2 separate regions of the Homo sapiens genome follow, and region 1 is linked to region 2. Evidence: read pairs that join two places in POLR2A ChIA-PET (ENCODE). Cell type or tissue: K562. All regions are shown on one strand.

The links. ChIA-PET counts read pairs that join two places held together with the same protein. Peaks named below come from ENCODE experiments on the same cell type or tissue, not always from the same donor. Only the 100,000 strongest peaks of a DNase experiment are listed, where the experiment ranks them.
Region 1: POLR2A ChIA-PET joins it to region 2 with 5 read pairs; 2 of 35 experiments call an interaction of 5 or more read pairs at or near these places.

Annotation. Positions count from the first base shown.
Region 1 is chr2:189,872,556-189,876,555 of GRCh38, reverse strand. It overlaps PMS1 (PMS1 homolog 1, mismatch repair system component), which reads right to left. Exons shown (of 13, transcript NM_000534.5): 12 at 2,900-3,060. Among named protein-coding and RNA genes, the nearest start is that of PMS1, 90 kb to the right of the region's middle. In K562, no CTCF peak of the experiment used is centred here; no DNase peak of the experiment used is centred here.
Region 2 is chr2:189,683,952-189,687,951 of GRCh38, reverse strand. All of the region lies in intron 2 of ANKAR (ankyrin and armadillo repeat containing), which reads right to left. Among named protein-coding and RNA genes, the nearest start is that of ANKAR, 11 kb to the right of the region's middle. In K562, no CTCF peak of the experiment used is centred here; a DNase peak (open chromatin) is centred at 1,921.

The sequences.
Region 1 (4,000 bases), 190 kb before region 2:
CAGAAGAGAAAGAACTAAATGTTCAGTGTGGGTGCATCATAGTTGTTAAAAAAAAGAGGAACAAGAAAAGGAAATTAGGCAGAGGCCAGATCACCCTCTAGGACAGGGTGAGGAATTGGTGTTTTGATTTACCCTTGGACAAATTCTACTGAGCATCGTTGAGTCATAAAACTGTCCTGGCTGGATCCAATACAAATGTTAACTCTTAAGATCCCTCAGTGACACCTGGAAATCTTCTTATTCCTCTCTAATTAACCTTCTCTTATAGTACCTACAGCTCTTATTTTCAGATCTTTGTTACTGTACTAAAATTACCAACTCCTTCCCACAACCCCTCCACTCTCAGCAGGTAACTTCTACTCTTTCACCACATATATCAACATGACTTCTCTCAAGTTCCCCTAAAATTTCACAGGTTCTAATGATTAAGAAATTTTTTTTTAAAGTTTACGTAAAAATATTATTTTCATTTTTCCCCTTTTCTGTTTTCTGCTCTTGATTCAGTTTCTTCTTTCTAAACCTTAAATTCATATCCTATCTTCCCTCTTGCCTTTTGGGGAACATTTCCCCTGCAATTTTTTTTTTTTTTTTTTTTTTTTTGAGACAGAGTCTAGCTCTATCGCCCAGGCTGGAGTGCAGTGTGCGTCCTCAGCTCACTCCAACTTCCACCTCCTGGGTTCAAGCAGTTCTCCTGCCTCACTCAGCCTCCTGAGTAGCTGGGATTACAGGTGCGCACCACCACACCTGGCTAAATTTTGTATTTTTGGTAGAGACGGGACTTCACCATGTTGGCCAGGCTAGTCTCAAACTCCTGATCTCAGGTGATTCACTCACCTCAGCCTCCCAAAGTGCTGGGATTACAGGCATGAGCCAGTAAGCCTGGCCTCCTCTGCAATTTTTTATTGTCAGTCTTCCACCAGTTCAACACAGACATGTTTAACATACTCTTTCCTTCCTTTCACTATTCACTATCATACGACTTGCTGCCTACTTTTCCACTACTACACTCTTTAACTACTGGCAAATGTCGTCTATTCCTACCACAGCAGACCCTTGAACAACACTGGTTTTAACTGTGTGGGTCCACTTATACATGGATGTTTTTCCGACCCCAACTGTGATAGAAAATACAGTACCATGGGATGCGAAATCCATATATACGGAGGGCCAACTTTTCATATATGTGGGTTCTGGAGGGCTGACTGCAGGACTTAAGCATGCCTGGATTTTAGTATCCACAGGTGGTGCTGGAACCAATCCACTGAGTATATACAAGGACAATTGTACTTTGCCATTACGATTCTCTTCAAGGTTACCAATGTCATCTAGTAGCCATATCTGATAGTCTTCTAGCAATTATTACCCTATACAGAACATGATACTACTTATTCTTAAATTTACTTCCTTCCTTGACTTTTACATCCACCCCTCTCTTGGTTCTCCTTTCACTTTCCTTTCTCTCTGATTCATCTTATTGACCTTAAATGGAAGCATCCCCGTGGTTTAAGTTCTCTCTTTTTTTTTCCTAGCCCATTTTTCTTAACACTTATACCACTATTACCTTAACATACTGAAAGGTAAAGTATTAGCAAAAAAATATTTAAAACCAGTCCCAATTTACTTTATTCCTGTTATTTCTGAACTCTTATTTCTCCCCACATGGTTCTTCCAACCCACAGCTCCCTCAACCTTTAAGTTCATACTAACTCTTTCACAAGAAAATATTCCCTTGAAGTCTCTAGAAACTATCAATGTTAAGCTACCCGCACAATAGGCTGGGAATTTCCACATGACAAAGTTCCTAAAGGATTCACAGAACATTACTGAATACATTCTTCAGAAGGTTTAACAAGCAGACTTTCCTGTTAAGGAAGTCCGACCTTCAGAATACAGCAGGCACACTACCAACTGTAAACAAAAATGGCTCATTTTTAAAAAGGGAGAAAAACTTCATTAGAGTTCAGGTTTGTTTTTTAAATAATACCAATCTTGAGGGATATCTAGAACAAGATATATAGATGGAAACACTATTGTTTTCCTGCTACTATCTTATATTTTAAAGTTTATAACCTTCCTTAATCCTTTTCTTTTAACCCACTCTTACATTTCTCTTTTGTGGTGAATACTGTCACAAAAATGAAAATTTCCGCTTATTCAAAGATTCCCATCTTTCACTTTCCTTCCCTTCTACTCCTCTTGATGAGATCAGGACTTAGAATTATATTACAATACTTTTTAGACAAGTATGTAATATAAAGGTAGCATTAGTTTAAACCCCTTCTGAGGGGATTATTTATGAAATGTTTTTAAAAAAGAACTTCACTGCAAAATATCTCATTTATAAAGTCTTTCCTCAATATGTACCCAAGAAAATGTTATGGTAAGAATCCATGATAGAGTTTACCACAGTCAGTCTATGATGTGAAACTTAATAGAGTGTTCTTTTTTTTTTTAATAGTGTTCTTCTTGCAAATACATAATAAAACTTACAGATAATATTCTACTATTTGGAAATAATTTACTATTTTAAGAAATAAGTATCTTAAAGTCTGGCCAATCTATAATACCTCTATATATAGAATCAGCAGCAGTCCCCAAGCTTTTTGGCACCAGGGACCGGTTTTGTGGAAGAGTTTTTCCAGTTGGCGGGTGGGGATGGTTTCAGGAAATTGTTCCACAAGAAGTGCACAACCTCGATCCCTCGCATACACAGTTCACAATAGGGTTTGTGCTTCCATGAGAATCTAATGCTGCCACTGATCTGACAGAAGGCAGAGCTCAGGTGGTGATGCCCGCTAGGAGGCCGCTCACCTCCTGCTGTGTGGCCTGGTTCCTAACCGGCTTGGCCCGGGAGTTGGGACCCCTGTATACAATAACATATATATAAAATAATGCGTACCTCTAAATAACTTATCACTTTGCGAGGTCTACATTCATAAACTTCCTTTGCATTTCTGTTTAATATAGCATTAAGAATTTCTTTTAAATCTGCTACTCCATAGAATGGGAGACAATTAGCCATTCCTTCTATTTCCAAGTAATTTTCAGTAATTGAAACTCCTGAAAGAAAAAAAATAAAAACACATAGTTAAGTTCATATTCCAGAACATGTCCATTAAAAACAAAAATTGCTGTTAAAACATTTAGTGAACCCTCATTCAAATTTAATACAGTCAGGACAAAGTTTTGTTCCTTAGTTGGAGAACAAATAGTAATTTCCCATAGGGTCTCACATTAAGTCATAAGTGCTCACTGACACCACATGTGCTTTATATAATTTAACTTAATCCCAGTTATTGCTGTTCTGTTCCTTAAATTTGTTTAGATCATTTCTTGCTTTGGAGAGAAAATGGAGTCCCATGATATTTATGAAAATAAAACTGGTTTAAGTGTTTTAACAACTGCTGCTCTTCAAATTCTACCCTACCATTTCAATATCTAAACGCCTGAATTATTTCTGTGATTTTAACTTACGAATTATAAAAGCAGTCACATAGTAATTTATGGAGATATTATTAATTAGAAGAAAATACTGTTTGTTCAAAATATTTTAATAGGACAAATAAAACTGACATGTTAACTGTTACTTAAATTACTCTTAGTAATTAAAATAAAACTAAATGGCTGGGCATAGTGGCTCACACCTGCAATCCTAGCACTTTGGGAGGCCGAGGCAGGCAGATCACAACATCAGGAGTTTGAGACCAGCCTGTCCAACATGGTGAGACCCTGTCTCTACCAAAAATACAAAAAAAATTAGACGAGTGTGGTGGTACGTGCCTGTAGTCCCAGCTACTAGGGAAGCTGAGATGGGAGGATCACTTGATCCCAGGAGGCACAGGTTGCAGTGAGCTGAGATCGTGCCACTGCACTCCAGCCTGGGCAACAGAGCAAGACTCCATCTCAAAAAATAAAATAAAATAAAATAAAACTAGAAACTAGCTAAAGGATTGGATGTATAACTGGGTACATAATCCATAACAGCACATATTTCAAAGCA
Region 2 (4,000 bases):
CTTCTACATAGCAAAGGAAACAATCAACAAAGTGAAGAGACAACCCACAGAATGGGAGAAAATATTTGCAAACTATCTATCCAACAAGGGCTTAATAACCAGACTATATAAGGAGGTCAAACAATTCTACAGGAAAAAATTCTAATCTGATTTAAAAATAGGCAAAAGATCTGAATAGACTTTTCTCAAAAGGAGACATACACATGTCAAACAGGCATACGAAAAGGTGTTCAACATCTCTGATCATCAGAGAAATGCAAATCAAAACTATAATAAGATATCATCTTACCCCAGTTAAAATGGCCTTTATCCAAATGACAGGCAAAAATGAATGCTGGCAGGATGTGGAGAAAAGGGAACCCTAGTACACTGTTGGTGGGAATGTAAACTAGTACAGCCACTATGGAGAACAGTTTGGAGGTTTCTCAAAAAACTAAAAATATAGCTACCGTATGATACAGCAATCCCACTGCTGGGTATAAATGCAAAAGAAAGGAAATCGGAATATCAAAGGGTATCTGCACTCCCACGTTTGTGGCAGCACTGTTCGTAATAATCAAGATTTGGAAGCAACCTAAGTGTCCATCAACAGATGAATGGATAAAGAAAAAGTGGTACATATACACAATGGAGTACTATTCAGCCATGAGATTCCGTCATTTGCAACAACTTTGATGAAACTGGAGGACATTATGTTAAATGAAATAAGCCATGCACAGAAAGACAAACTTTGCATATTCTCACTTATTTGTGGGAACTAAAAATTAAAACAATTGACCTCATGGAAATAGAGATGGTTACCAGAAGCTGGGAAAGGTGGCAGGGAATGGTGGGGCAGGAGGGAAGTGGGGATAATTAATGGATACAAAAATATAGTTAGATAGAATGAATAAGATCTAGTATTTGACAACACAACAAGGTGACTACAGTCAATAATTTATTGTACATTTAAAAACACTAAAAGAGTATAATTGGATTGTCTGTAACACAAAGAAAGGATAAATTTGTGAGGTGAAGGATACTCCATTTACCCTGATGTGATTATTAGGCATTGTATGCCGTGTGAAAATATCTCATAAATATATATACCTGCTATGTACCCACAAAATTTAAAATAATTCAAAAAAAGAAAGAGTCTCGTTTCCAAATTTATAAATCTCATGATTCTTAAGTTAACAATGCCAATAAAATTGTGTAAGATAAAAGCAGACAGATGAGTAGGTTACTAAGGAAAGTGAATACAGATACAATATAAGTCCCAGCTTTGATCAAGGAAAATATGAAACAACAAGAAAACGTGATTTTTCTTTAACCAGGGTATCAGCTTCTCACTTGGGCCAAAAGCATAGTTTGTTTTTTCAGGCTAGTACTATAAATTTCTTTTTTTTTGCCAATAAGAAGCTAGACATGCATAATAAACAAAGAAACTGCCAGCTAAGTAATCATCATTTAATAAATAAGAATTAAAACTTGATTTTACTCTATCAAAAAATGACAAATTTCCCGTGCTACATTTTCTTGCCATTTACAAAGAAATTGAGGACTTTCTTCTTGTCAAATAGTCTTTTTAAGATAGTTATATCTACAATGTTACCCTTAATTTAGGCTTGAGAAAACTGCTTGTAGTCGTAAGACATGACTGTAGAAAATGTGGCATTTGTTTGTAATATATATGCTCTAAAGTGTAAATGATATGTCAATGTATCCCCTCCTTTCTTTTTCTTTTTTCTTTCTCAAATCTTTTTTTTAAAAAGGCCAGAATACTCTTGGGTTTTTAAAATGGCCACTATAATTCATCTCTTTTCTGCAAAATAGTTAGATAAATTACAAAGAAATGAAAGGGATTCTGGCAGTTTAAAGAAGTCTAAAAAGCCAGAGGGATTGTTGATAGCACTAAAACCTCATGGCTTGGGGTGGCTGGGAGCCAACAAAAACCACAAGAAGCCTTAGAGACTGAAAGCATTATGTGGAGGCTGTGAAGGACAGGCCATGGTGCAAGAATTTTTTTAAAAGAAAAGGTGTAGTGAGATCCCTAGATCATCTTCCCCAGATAGCACAGCCCTTCTCCTCTTCCTCACTAAAAGGGTACAAAGCACAGCTGAGGGTTGGGAGGAGCAGTTGTGCTGAAAACTAGTTAAATGAGAGTCTGAGTGCTGAACCAAGATATCCACAGTTCAGCACTTCCCCTCCTTTGGCCCCTGACTCACAGCCCTCCCTCCAAGCAGGATACTGGAGGAAACACACCTGCAGATACAACATCTGGGGGACAGGCTTCCCAGTGGAATGTCAGGGGTTCCTGCTCATCACTCTACAGTGAAGTCTGCCAGCGTTCCTGCCTCACTCCTAAATGAAAACAAGCAGCAAGGATCGCCAGGCAGGTGAGGAGAGCCTCTCAGATGAAAGAAGCACTGGAATTACTGGGCCAGGGGCAGGGAGGGGTGCTAAAGGAAGGTGAAGTGGGCTTAAAGCAATGAGTTCTGACAAAAGGAAGAGGATGAAGTTATCAAGAGAGACATCTCTAAGGAAAAAATGGAACTTCATATCCCATTTTTTTATCAAGAAGAATTCAATATTTCCCTTTGAAAGACTGGAACTGAATTAGTAGTAAGTACATGGAGAAGTTAGCTACTGGAAAAAAAAACCACGATTGTTCATATCATGAAAAATAATGTTCCCTGAATCAAGGACCAGAAGCAAAAAAAAAAGAAAAAGAAAGTTATTAAAGAAAGGAAATGTCCCAGCCGGGACAACATTCTACAAAAAATAAAAAACAAAAAAATTAGCTGGGCATGGTGGCAAGTTCCTGTAGTCCCAGTTACTCAGGAGGCTGAGGCAGGAAGATCACTTGAGCCCAGGAGTCTGAGGCTGCAATGAGCTGAGATCATGCCACTGCATTCAAGCCTGGGTGACAGAGTAAGAGCTTGTCCCTTTAAAAAAAAAATTCAGAAAACAAAGTGCACATTATGTAAATTAGCTGGAAGGAATATGTACAGTCATAGGAAAGTAAATAATAAAAAAGAATTTAATAAAAAATTGGATCAAATGAAATTTGGAGGATGAGGGGAATGAGGGGAAACAAAAGTTTCCACAGCTTTAACCTCTATTTTTTTTTTTTTTTTTTTGAGACAGGGTCTCTGTCACCCAGGCTGGAGTGTAGTGGTATGATCTTGGCTCACGGCAGCAGCCTCAACCTCCTGGGCTCAAGTGATCTTCCCACCTCAGCCTCCCGAGCATCTGGGACTACAGGCGTGCACCACCATGCCTGGCTAATTTTTGTATATTTTGTAGAGCCTGGTCTCGAACTCCTGAGCTAAAGCGAACCACCTACCTCGGCCTCCTCAAGTGTTAGAATTACAAGTGTGAGCCACTGTGCCCAACCAATTCCCTTATATTCTATTATTACCCATTTAATTTCTATATGTATTGAAAGTTTACTATAAGTCATGCACTGTATAAGGTGCTGAGAATTTAAAATCAAACCAAAAAAGACACAATTTTCTGTGCTCTCAAGAATGAGCTTAATGTCTAATAAGGAAGAAAGAAATGAAGCCAATAATTTCAATTCAAAATACAAAGTATTTTTCTGTGCACAGATAAAAGAGTCCAAATAGAGTAGGCAGTATCTGAATCAAGTCTCAAAAAATGAGTAGCAATAACCCTAGGAAGAAAGTGGACAGTGGTGTGGGGTGAACAGGAAGAAGGCATTCCAGATAGAGGACAGGGAATGAACAGAGAAAAAAACAACCCAACTCACATTACTCGCTTGTGATAATAAATAAGTTCCCATTTTTTCTCAATATTTCTATTAAAAGTTCCCTTCTCCTATTTTGCTATCATGAGATGTTTTCTTCTTTCCTTCCATCCTCCTAGCCTTCTGGAAAGAGTCTAAGAATTTATGAATTAGATGAAGGGATCCACCCTAACTAAAATGCCTGCTGAGAAAACTGGGTAACATGGCCAGATTTTTGGTGTGCTCTATTCTCTACTATTGCTACTGTTT